Regions from separate parts of the Homo sapiens genome. Here regions 1 and 3 are each linked to region 2. Evidence: chromatin contacts called from ENCODE Hi-C or POLR2A ChIA-PET data. All regions are on one chromosome and are shown on one strand. The core of a region is the stretch at or near the end of the contact, and the rest is flanking DNA. Distances in the headings are between cores, read along the strand shown.

The links. A loop is a pair of places that touch in the nucleus more often than their neighbours do. ChIA-PET counts read pairs that join two places held with the same protein, here RNA polymerase II (POLR2A). Pooled maps may share reads with other maps.
Region 1: a loop to region 2 is called in a pooled map, with 3 times the contacts of the local background. The contact joins two enhancer-like sites. A Hi-C loop is called at or near these places in 2 of 50 pooled maps. POLR2A ChIA-PET finds 5 or more read pairs at or near these places in 2 of 52 experiments (OCI-LY7 and activated T-cell).
Region 3: a loop to region 2 is called in a pooled map, with 2.3 times the contacts of the local background. The contact joins two enhancer-like sites. A Hi-C loop is called at or near these places in 1 of 37 single-sample maps with no recorded cell type and 5 of 50 pooled maps. POLR2A ChIA-PET finds 5 or more read pairs at or near these places in 3 of 52 experiments (AG04449, BJ and activated T-cell).

The regions. Positions count from the first base shown.
Region 1 is chr6:148,998,598-149,002,070 of GRCh38, forward strand. The region is part of intron 5 of UST (uronyl 2-sulfotransferase); the gene reads left to right. Among named protein-coding and RNA genes, the nearest start is that of UST-AS2, 32 kb to the right of the region's middle. Within about 2 kb of position 1,599, at least 13 of the 41 ENCODE cell types and tissues checked have a DNase peak (open chromatin) inside an H3K27ac peak, as active enhancers do.
Region 2 is chr6:149,453,033-149,456,358 of GRCh38, forward strand. All of the region lies in intron 4 of ZC3H12D (zinc finger CCCH-type containing 12D), which reads right to left. Among named protein-coding and RNA genes, the nearest start is that of ZC3H12D, 30 kb to the right of the region's middle. Within about 2 kb of position 1,584, at least 23 of the 41 ENCODE cell types and tissues checked have a DNase peak (open chromatin) inside an H3K27ac peak, as active enhancers do.
Region 3 is chr6:149,078,075-149,081,405 of GRCh38, forward strand. No RefSeq gene overlaps it. Among named protein-coding and RNA genes, the nearest start is that of UST-AS2, 47 kb to the left of the region's middle. RefSeq lists an enhancer at 1,899-2,018. Within about 2 kb of position 2,022, at least 19 of the 41 ENCODE cell types and tissues checked have a DNase peak (open chromatin) inside an H3K27ac peak, as active enhancers do.

The sequences.
Region 1 (3,473 bases), core at 349-2,848, 450 kb before region 2:
CCCCTCCTAGAGAAAACTCACAATGGTGATCTCTCCATTTTCTGTGTGGCTAAGTAGCGGGTAGGGATGCGGGCCCATCCATAAACCCGACCTCCTGCTTATTTTAAGAGTTTCATCAGCATCTCAAGATGAGTCAATATTAGAAGGATAGATAGTCCCATTGACTGTATGCTTCAGAATATAATCAGCGCAGCCCCTTATAGGCCGAGGCTGCTGCCATGTATGTGCTGGTCTGAATGCAGCAAGCAGCATAGCACTGCAGCCCAGGTGGCTGGTGCATGCCTGGTTAACCAAGGCAGCACTTGCAGCACTCACAGCAGTCAGCCAGTGGCAGAGATCCAGCCATGTGGCTCCTTCTGGGCTGTAGAGATGAGAATCACAGACAACCAAGATGCAAAATCCCGAAGTCATTATTCCTCTGAGTGGAGCCCGCATCTGGAATGCACCTTTTCCAGCAGGGAGTAGTTTATAGGTCATATAATGTCATTTCAGTCATGCAGATATCTAGCAAGAAAAAGTATCAACAATGATATATCTTTATCTATATGAACACTTAAGTACTTTTTGTTCAAAATTTAATGGTACTTGTATTCTGGACTTTACTGGTGAAATTTTTATGATGTTGTTTATTGAAAAACAGTAGTATCATCTGAAATCTTTCATTAGACACCCAGACTTCCATGGTGATTTGCTAGGCATAGCATAATTCAAATAAAAATTTCATTATCTTCAAAGACCACTTTTAGAAACTATAATAGAACACCTATCTGGCACTGGGTGGATACCGTAATACAGAGAAGCAAATCTTCTAGGTTAGAATATAATTCTGATACAGAATATGTAGAACAAAGATTATAACTTTTTATATTCATGGCATACTTCAAATATTGGAACTTTTGGCAACATGCAACACTAATAATAGACTCAAAGCAACACCATTAAGACAAACTCACTGCTATGATGTAACAGTGTCTCACAGGGTCTGTAAGAAGAACCCTCAGGAATAATGCTGTTTGATGTCTGACTTAAACTGTGCATTGTCCTTTACCCTCTGACATATAGAGCAAAAATGATTACGTTTCTCTAAACATGTGACCTTGCTTTGGCACAGACTTGACATCTTACTCAACTTCTTTCCTCTAACTTTGCAAGTTTCACTCCTTACATCCCAGGTTATCCATGCCTCTACACTCAGCATTTCCTCTGATAGACCTTCCTGTAGCAAAGAAGCATGAATAGCCCATACAGGGCTCCCAATCAAGATGGTATACTGAGTTCACACTCTCTTGACCCCAAATATATTGTAATGATTGATAGAATATAAAAAGAGGAAATCCAAAGGATTTACCAGCTTTATTATAAAATAAGAACATCCTCATGCATGGAGGAATTCCTGAGTGGTGAGCAATGATGAATCCACAGGCCAGCTGGGCTCTGGTCCAGAATCCAGTAGTGGCAGCCAGAAATAGGACAAGGTCAAGGAGACTAGAAGTGTCCTGGCCAACAAGAGGGCCAGACCAGGCTCAGTGCTTTAAACCAAGGCATGGGGTGAGAAGCCACACTTCCCCTCACTTTCCAAGTAAAGGAAGTTAAACGTAGCAACTGCTCATCTTCTGCCTGGAACTATGCCCTTATAAGAGGCTAGAGATATACAGAGGTGGAAAAACAAAACCACAAACTCACAAGTAAGAAGTGAACCAAACTATTTGCTCCTTTGTAAGCAAATGTGTAATATTCTCATTGCTCTCATAAGATGGGAAGTAAAACTAAGACCTGATTCTGGACTCAGGACCCGGGAGTCCGGATGGTAGAAGCCACAAAACCACTAGAATAAGACAGAGGGTGAGAAGGAGGAAGAAAGAGAGACAGGGAGAGGAGAGAGGCAGCAGAGAGAGGAAGAAGACGGAGACAGATTATGAATCTCCTACCCAAAATGAGCCTACAGACCATACATTCTAAGGAACATGGAAAAAAAATCCAATACCAAGAAAGGCAGGCAGCAAAATCTAGTACTGGAATATGAATACACTCCAGATGGCTTTAAGGAACAACCTGACAAAGTCTTTAAAATAAGTGTGCCTAGGATGTTTGAAAAGACAAAAGAATGAATAGCTTCCATTTAAAAAGAGCAGAAAATTGTAAGAGAGACATGAAACAAGGACATGAGGATATCTTTAAAATAATTAAGTAAAATGAAAAATATGGTTATTGAAGTAAAAATTTAATAGATAAGTTCTAAGCTAAATAAAGTTAAAGAGAATATTAATTGATTTAGAAAATAGTCAAGAGGAATTCACCAAGAATGGAATTCAGAAACAGATAGACAGATAGAGCAGTTAAGAGACATGGAAAAAATATTGTAAAGTTTCAACAGGCATCTGATAGGAGATCCAGAAAAAAGAGAATAGAAAAATGTTAGGGAAGAAATATTTGAAGCAATTAAAGGACAAAATATTCCAAAATTGGAGATGATTCTTTTTTTTTTTTTTTTTGAGACAGAGTCTTGCTCTGTCACCCAGGCTGGGGTGCAGTGGCATGATCTCGACTCACTGCAAGCTCTACCTCCCAGGTTCATGCCATTCTCCTGCGTCAGCCTCCTGAGTAGCTGGGACTGCAGGCACCTACCACCACGCCTGGCTAATTTTTTTGTATTTTTAGTAGAGTCAGGGTTTTACCATGTTAGCCAGGATGGTCCTGATCTCCTGACCTCGGATCTGCCCACCTTGGCCTCCCAAAGTGCTGGGATTATAGGCATAAGCCACCGCGCCTGGCCTGGAGATGTGATCCTTCATACTAAAAGTACACTGGGAGTACTGAACAGATTAAACAAATTTAAATATTCACACAAGTATTTTAGAGTGAAACTGAAGATATCAAGGAAAAGGAAGCAAAGCAGATGACCAATGAAGGAATCATAGTTAGGCTCATAGCAGACTTCTTGTCAGCAACAATAGATATCAGATGACAGTACAGTAATATCTTCAAAGTGTTGAGATAAAAAAATTGTGAACCTGGAATTTTATACCCAGCTAAACAATCATTCCACTGGCCTTTTTCAGACACAGAGAGTTTCCTACTTACTGAGTTCATTAAAAGCATTATTAAAAGATGAATTATGGGGGAAATTAAGGTACAAGGGCATAAAAAGCAACAGTGAACAGAGCTGTTGAGTAAAACAATGTTAGTAAAATGAGTTGAATATTAAGTGTTAAAAGTTGTTTGTATGTTAAAAAAAGATTACAATTAGGCAACTTTAAAAAGGTGAGTGGTGTTTAATGGATAAAGTTGCTAAAATTCATCTCCGATTTGGAGGAATATAAGAAAACCAAATTACTTCATGCTTTATTAGAAAAAATTTAATCAAGTTTGAATGTTAAAAAAAATTTAATGACTTTTCCATTTACTTATCTTTCTCATCATCTATTTACAAATGAATTTTTAAAATTCTTTGCCCTTCCTCAGACTCTCTCAGT
Region 2 (3,326 bases), core at 334-2,833:
CCAACACTTTGGGAAGCTGAGGCAGAAAGATCCCTTGAGCTCAGGAGTTCAAGACCAGCCTGGACAACATAGTGAAACCTTGTCTCTACAGAAAGCAAAAAAAAAAAAAAAAAAGAAAATTAGCCAGATGTGGTGGTGAATGCCTTTAGTCCCAGCTACTCGGGAGGCTGAGATGGGAGGATGGCTGAGCCTGGGAGATGGAGGCTGCAGTGAGTCATGATTGTGCCACTGCACTCCAGCCCCGGTAACAGAGTGAGATCCTGGCTAAAAAAAAAAAAAATGACAGCCTCCGAGCTTCGCGCAAGACCTGCTTCATCAGAATCTGAAGTTGTTCAGGAATCTGCACAACTGGGAGATTGAGGTGGGCAGATTGCCTGAGCTCAGGAGTTCACAACCAACCTGGGCAACACGGTGAAACCTCATCTCTACTAAAAAATACACAAAAATTAGCTGGGCATGGTGGCGGGCACCTGTAGTCCCAGCTACTGGGGAGGCTGAGGCAGGAGAATTGCTTGAACCCGGGAGGCGAAGGTTGCAGTGAGCCGAGATCATGCTACTGCACTCCATCCTGGATGACAGAGTGAGACTCCTTCTCCAAAAAAAAAGAACTTCCCAGGTGATTTTTATCCAGGAAAATGAAAGTATAATTGCTCTAAGGGCTCCTCTGGCTTCCCACTGTCCTCAACAAAAGGTTAGAAACCTCTATGAGGTTAACAGCTCCAGAAAAGCCAGGAGTGGTGTCATACCCCTGTAGTTCCAGCTACTAGAAAAGCTGAGGAAGGAGGATCCCTGGAGTCCAGGAGTCCAGCCTGGGCAACAGAGCTAGACTCTATCATCTCTAAATAAACAAACAAACAAAAAACAGTTCCAGAAGGTTTCAGAGTTGTATGAGCTCCTTGAGGCTTAGGTCCCATTTCTCCTGTGTTTCACCCCGTGCCAAACACAGCTCTGGGCTGTGAACCTCCAGGCGAAGAGATTCAATAGGAACAGGGAGTTTGAATCAGTGAGGAAGTGGATCCCAGGTGCTGCCTGCACATACAGCCACCTCGCAGACTTAACCTCCTCCTCTGCGCACCCTGGGGGCACAGGGTCTGGTCTTAGTTTCCTTGGCTGCCCTGCCCCTGATCTGCCCTTCTCTCCTCCCTGGCATGGAGCCCTAATGAGGAAGGGAATGCATGCTCAGAGTTCAACAGGGAAAACCCAATTCCTCAGAAGGAAAACGCCCCTCGCTGAGTGAGGTCCACTTTTTACATAAATACTTTTGTTCCCAAGGCCACTTCCAGGTCATACAAAGGTTCTGTAGAGAGGTTGGGATTGTAAATCAAGGAGAAGATGTTTTATGGGTTGCTGTCCCCCTAAGAATCCAGAGTCATGCTGAAGTCCCACTCTGCAGAGAGCTGGGTGATCCCCGGCCCTGTGTGGCCTCCATAGCTCAGCTCCCAGCTGCACAGCCGGCTTCTCAGAATTGGGCCTTGACCAAGAATCTGGGGAACCGCCCACTGTGGTTATTAAACGTTCCCAAAGACTTCCTCTCCTGCTCTCTCAGGAGCAGGAGCTGTGCCAAGAGGGCCCTGTGGACGTGCCCGGGGCACCAGGGCAGGCGCCCTCGCTCACAAGCGGGCGGCAGGTCCTGCCTCCTGGCAGGCCCTTAACGGAGGCCAGTGCGTCAAAAGGACTTGGCTCCCGCCCCAGGCTGTCATCAGGCCAGAGATGGCCATGTCCCTGAGAGCTCAGTGAGGATTTCTGGAGCCCATAGTTACCAGACTAGCCAGATTCCTCCAGGCTACAGACGGACAGTGAGAGCCGCTGGCCTTTTGTAGCTGGAAATGACAATGGGGGCTCCTGCAGGGCGCTGCTGCCATGCCTCTGGCCCTCCACCTCCACGGCTGCAGGGGCAGTTGGCCTTGGGGACCACAGTACCCCCTGCTGCACCATGTCCTGGGAATAGCTGCTACCACTTCTGGGGCACAATTCTCTCTAGTCCTCACAATGATCTCAGAGGTGACATTATTAATCCCTTTTCAAGGTGAAGAACATTCAGCTCAGAGAGGTTGAGTGGTTCCCCCTTGACTCCCAGCCAGTAAGTGGCAGGGCCTCAGATGGAAACCTCACCTGCCCTCTCCAAAGCCCCAGCCCTTTCTCAAACACCACACTGTGTCCCTGGGTCCAGAGTCAGCAGCTGCTCAGCCGTGTGCAAGCAGCCTAAGCCCAGACCTCTTTCCCCATCGACCCTTCCCCAGCCATAGCCATTCACTCGGTCATTCCTTTACAACTAGTTACTGCACCCCTGTGGGCCAGGCGTGCTGGAGACACCGCACGTAAGACAGATACAGTCCCGGCCCTCACAGAGCTGAGGAGTTTGTCTAAAACCACGTTCCAAAAAGTCAGTCAGAGAGCCCAGAATGAGGGCCAAGCTAACACTGCCTGGAACAGAAATGGAAATGGGAGCAACAGCCCAGCTGGCTGTGCTCTGTCACACGCTGCTCGGGTCTCCAGACCCTCATCCACCTTGCCAGTGTCTGCCCTCACCATTAGCTGAGTGGTTTGTGCCTGTGGCCCTGTGTCCCTCTCTGCCTCCAGCCATAGCCGGTTGGTCTGGGATGAACTGACCCAAGAGGCCTATTTCAGGGCTACATGAACCAGCCAGGTTCTCTTGAACATTTCAACCCAGAGTCAGGGCCAGGCAGGGGGAGATATTTACAGCCCAGAAGAAAAGATTCTGGGCTGGGCTCAGTGGCTGACACCTAAAATCTCAACACTTTGGGAGGCTGAGGCAGGAGGATCGCTTGAGCCCAGGTGTTCAAGGCTGCAGTGAGCTGTGATCATGCCACTGCACTCCAACCTGGGCAATAGAGCAAGACCCTGTCAAAGAAAAAAAAAAATCTGTTGCCTACTCCCATATGTAATTCAAAATTTTGATTTAAAAAAAAAAAAAAGACAGCCAGGCACGGTGGCTCAAGCCTGTAATCCCAGCACTTTGGGAAGCCGAGGTGGACAGATCACAAGGTCAGGAGATCGAGACCATCTGGCTAACATGGTGAAACTCCATCTCTACTAAAAATACAAAAAATTAGCCAGGCATGGTGGTGCGTGCCTATAATCTCAGCTACTCGGGAGGCTGAGGCAGGAGAATTGCTTGAACCTGGGAGGCAGAGTTTGCAGTGAGCCAAGATTGAGCCACTGCACTCCAGCCTGGGTGACAGAGCAAGACTCCATCTCAAAAAATAAAATAAAATAAAATAAAATAAAATAAGACAAAAACCTGAAATAAGTGAAAAGCAATACAACAAAGTACAGATCTTTTCCATGATGACTATTTCAATATT
Region 3 (3,331 bases), core at 772-3,271, 370 kb before region 2:
ATACAAAAAATTAGCTGGGTGTGGTGGCATGCGCCTGCAGTCCCAGTCACTCAGTAGGCTGAGGCAGGAGAATCACTTGAACCTGGAAGGCAGAGGTTGCAGTGAGCCGAGATCATGCCACTGTACTCCAGCCTGGGTGACAGAGCGAGACTCCGTCAAAAAAAAAAAAAAAGAAACAAAAAAAAAGCAGGATGACAATCCATAGCTATTAAGAAAAATAGCCCTCTGGGTCAAAATTGTGAAACCCCCTTCAAGTAAAGATAAAGAGGAGTTATTTTACTAACACGGCTTATTTCACATCAGATGATAAAGAAATCTGTAAAAAATAAACAAACATAATGTTTTAAATATCCTGCTACAGAAAAGTCTTTTTTGGGCTAAAACCAAAAATCCAAGTCTGTTAAGAAAAACACACAGAACTTCTTTCACAGCCCAGCACATTCATTGTGATATCATGTGGTGTTAGTCGGCTAGGCCTACCGTAACAAAGTGCTGCGGACTGGTTGCCTTAAACAACAGAAGTGTATTGTCCCATAGTTCTGGAGGCTGGAAGTCCGAGATTGAAGTGCTGGCAGGGTTGGTTCCTCCTGAGGCCTCTCTCCTGGGCTTGCAGAGGGCACCTTATCCCTGCATCCTCCCGTGTCCTTCCCCCGTGCCTGTCTGTGTCTTGATCTCTTCTTCTAAGGACCGCAATCATATTGGATTAGGGCTCACTCTAATGACCTCATTTTAACTTAATGACTTCGTTTAAGACCCTAATATGGTTTGGCTGTGTCCCCACCCAAATCTCATATTGAATTGTAGTTCCCATAATCCCCACATGTGAAAGGGACCCGGTGATGGATAATTGAATCATGGGGGTGGTTACCCCCATGCTATTGTTCTCGTGATAGTGAGTTCTCATGACATCTGATGGTTTTATAAGGGGCTTTTCCCCTTTTGCTGGGCGCTTCTTCTTGCTGCTGCCACCATGTGAAGAAGGACATGTTTGCTTCCCCTTCTGCCATTATTGTAAGTTTCCTGAGGCCTCTCCAACCATGCTGAACAGTGAATCAATCAAACCTCTTTCCTTTATTAATTATCCAGTCTTGGGTATGTCTTAATATTAGCAGTGTGAAAACAGACTAATACAGATCCTATTTCCAAAAATGCTCACATTCTGAGATACTTGGTTAAGACTTTCATATATGAATTTGTGGGGGACACACAATTCAGCCCATAACACCCAGACTATAGCAGAAAAGTTAGGGCAGAGGAACTGAATTCCTACTAGGAGAGAAGCAAGCCTCAAAGTGCAGATTCCTATAGTTGCATTGGGGCTCTGGAGCAGTGATCTGGTCCATTCCCTCATTTTACAGACAAGGAAAACCAAGGTCCAAAGAGGAGACACAAATATGTCACATGCTAACTTTGCCCATTGAGGGTTCCCTTAACTTTTGAAGCAGCTACCAAATTAAAACTTTAAAAAGATGATATAGCCAAAGCCCATCTACAGACCTAGGATCCAGAATGAAAGTGATGAGGCACTTTCAGCCACACCCACTGCCACCTGCTGTACTGGAGCAGCCTCACCATAGGGCTCTCCTGGGAGCCGGGGCTTTGGAACTCGCCTTTCCACAGAGGGAGGGGAGGCCCTATTGGTTTTCAGTCACTGAAGTCCTCAGAGACAAATCCCAAATAAATATTTTATTTTTAATTTTTCTGTCTGCTCAAAAGACACAGAGAGGTTCTTGTTCCTTGGTAAACAGACTTGGAGCATGTTTGCCCATCTCAGATTACAGAGTTTTATTTCTCTTAAAGGCAAAATGAAGATTCTTGTCCTACTTCCTGTAACGAGTTTCAGATGGACCCACCTCCAAAAATATAGTCAAAATGCAGTTCATAAAACTAGGGGAAGTCAAGTACAGACATGTCCCAGGAAAGCAGAACCAGAGGAGAAGCAGACCCCGGGCACTCGCAGGACTATTTGACTCACTGGAGAATTCCCTTCTGCCAGGGCAGGCTTGGCTCACTGCTCCAAGCACTGCAGATTCCCAAGGAACACCCAGGCCCACAGATGTTCATGGGTCACAGAATTGTGAACTGACCACTTGTGCATTTTGGATTTCAACTTGTAAACATGGGGATTCCCTTTTTACAAAAAGAAAAAGGAGAGGATGAAAAATCACCATGCAAAGGAAAGTTGAGAGCTAAGTTTTTCCTTTTGGAATCTTGGCATGCGCATTTAGCTATCTTCAATCTGGCTTTCACCAGACGCTGTGTGCTTTGAGCAGGGGTGGAGCAGTCTGCCCTGTGCCGCTCTGCCAGAACATTCAGACTTGACCTGTCACAGGCCTCTTATTCCAGTCAGGAGCAGACACGGCCCAGGAGATGGGCCCTGCCAGACACAGCAGGCTGCCTTTGAGGTGCAACCAGAGAGGCAGTAAAAACCTGGGAGGAGAGCATTTGACTGACTAGGCTGGGGGCTGCCCACCAGTCAAGTCCCCGAGTTCAAGTCCCAGCTGTTCTGTTTCACTGGGCATCAGTGTAAATCATTTGACCTCCATCGGTCTGAAATCGACTCAGCTGGAAAACATTAGAAAGAAAATAAAACATCTACTGAAAACCAAGAGCTGCTTCTGGGATGAACCATTTCCCACCCTTGACCCCTAAATGCTAAAAGACTGAGCCACAACACTTCCTAAGCTGATGAAAGGTTTGTTCTCACCACAGAACACTGTATCCCCAGCAAGAGGGCATAGAATTACATATAGTCATTCCAGGTTGCCTGAAGCCCCCGTTCCTTCATGTCTGCAAGTGGCATTGCCCAGTATGCTGTGAGTCGATGGACAGCAGCATTTCTGAAATGTGAATTGAGCTCCCAGGAGTAGGCACATCCTCCTGGGCATGAGATAGAGCAAATGCAGCAAGGACCTGTCCTGAAGAAGCATCGGTCCCTTCCTCCTGGCCTGGTTTCCACTGTTCTGTTTACTGTGCCATTATCCAAGATAAACCAGTCTGTGGAATTCCACTTTTCTCAAGCATTCTTTGGGACGAGTTTGTCTAGCTGCAAGTTAGAAGATTCAGCTCTAATTCACAGCTTGTACTAAATACAGGCTTCCTCTAACTTATTTAAACTACTGTGTGTATCTGTGATCCCATGACTAATGGTAATAATGAGCCTAAAACATCCATGTGAATTAATACAGGTTGTGCACAAAGAAAAGTGTTAGTAAAAATTGGAAACCTGGCAGGACGGGGGTACTAAACTTCTTGGAGGGTCATTTCTCATTCTCAGAAGTAGTGTTACTGCTGTGATGTGGGAAAAATCTGGCAATGATTTTGTGGGCTG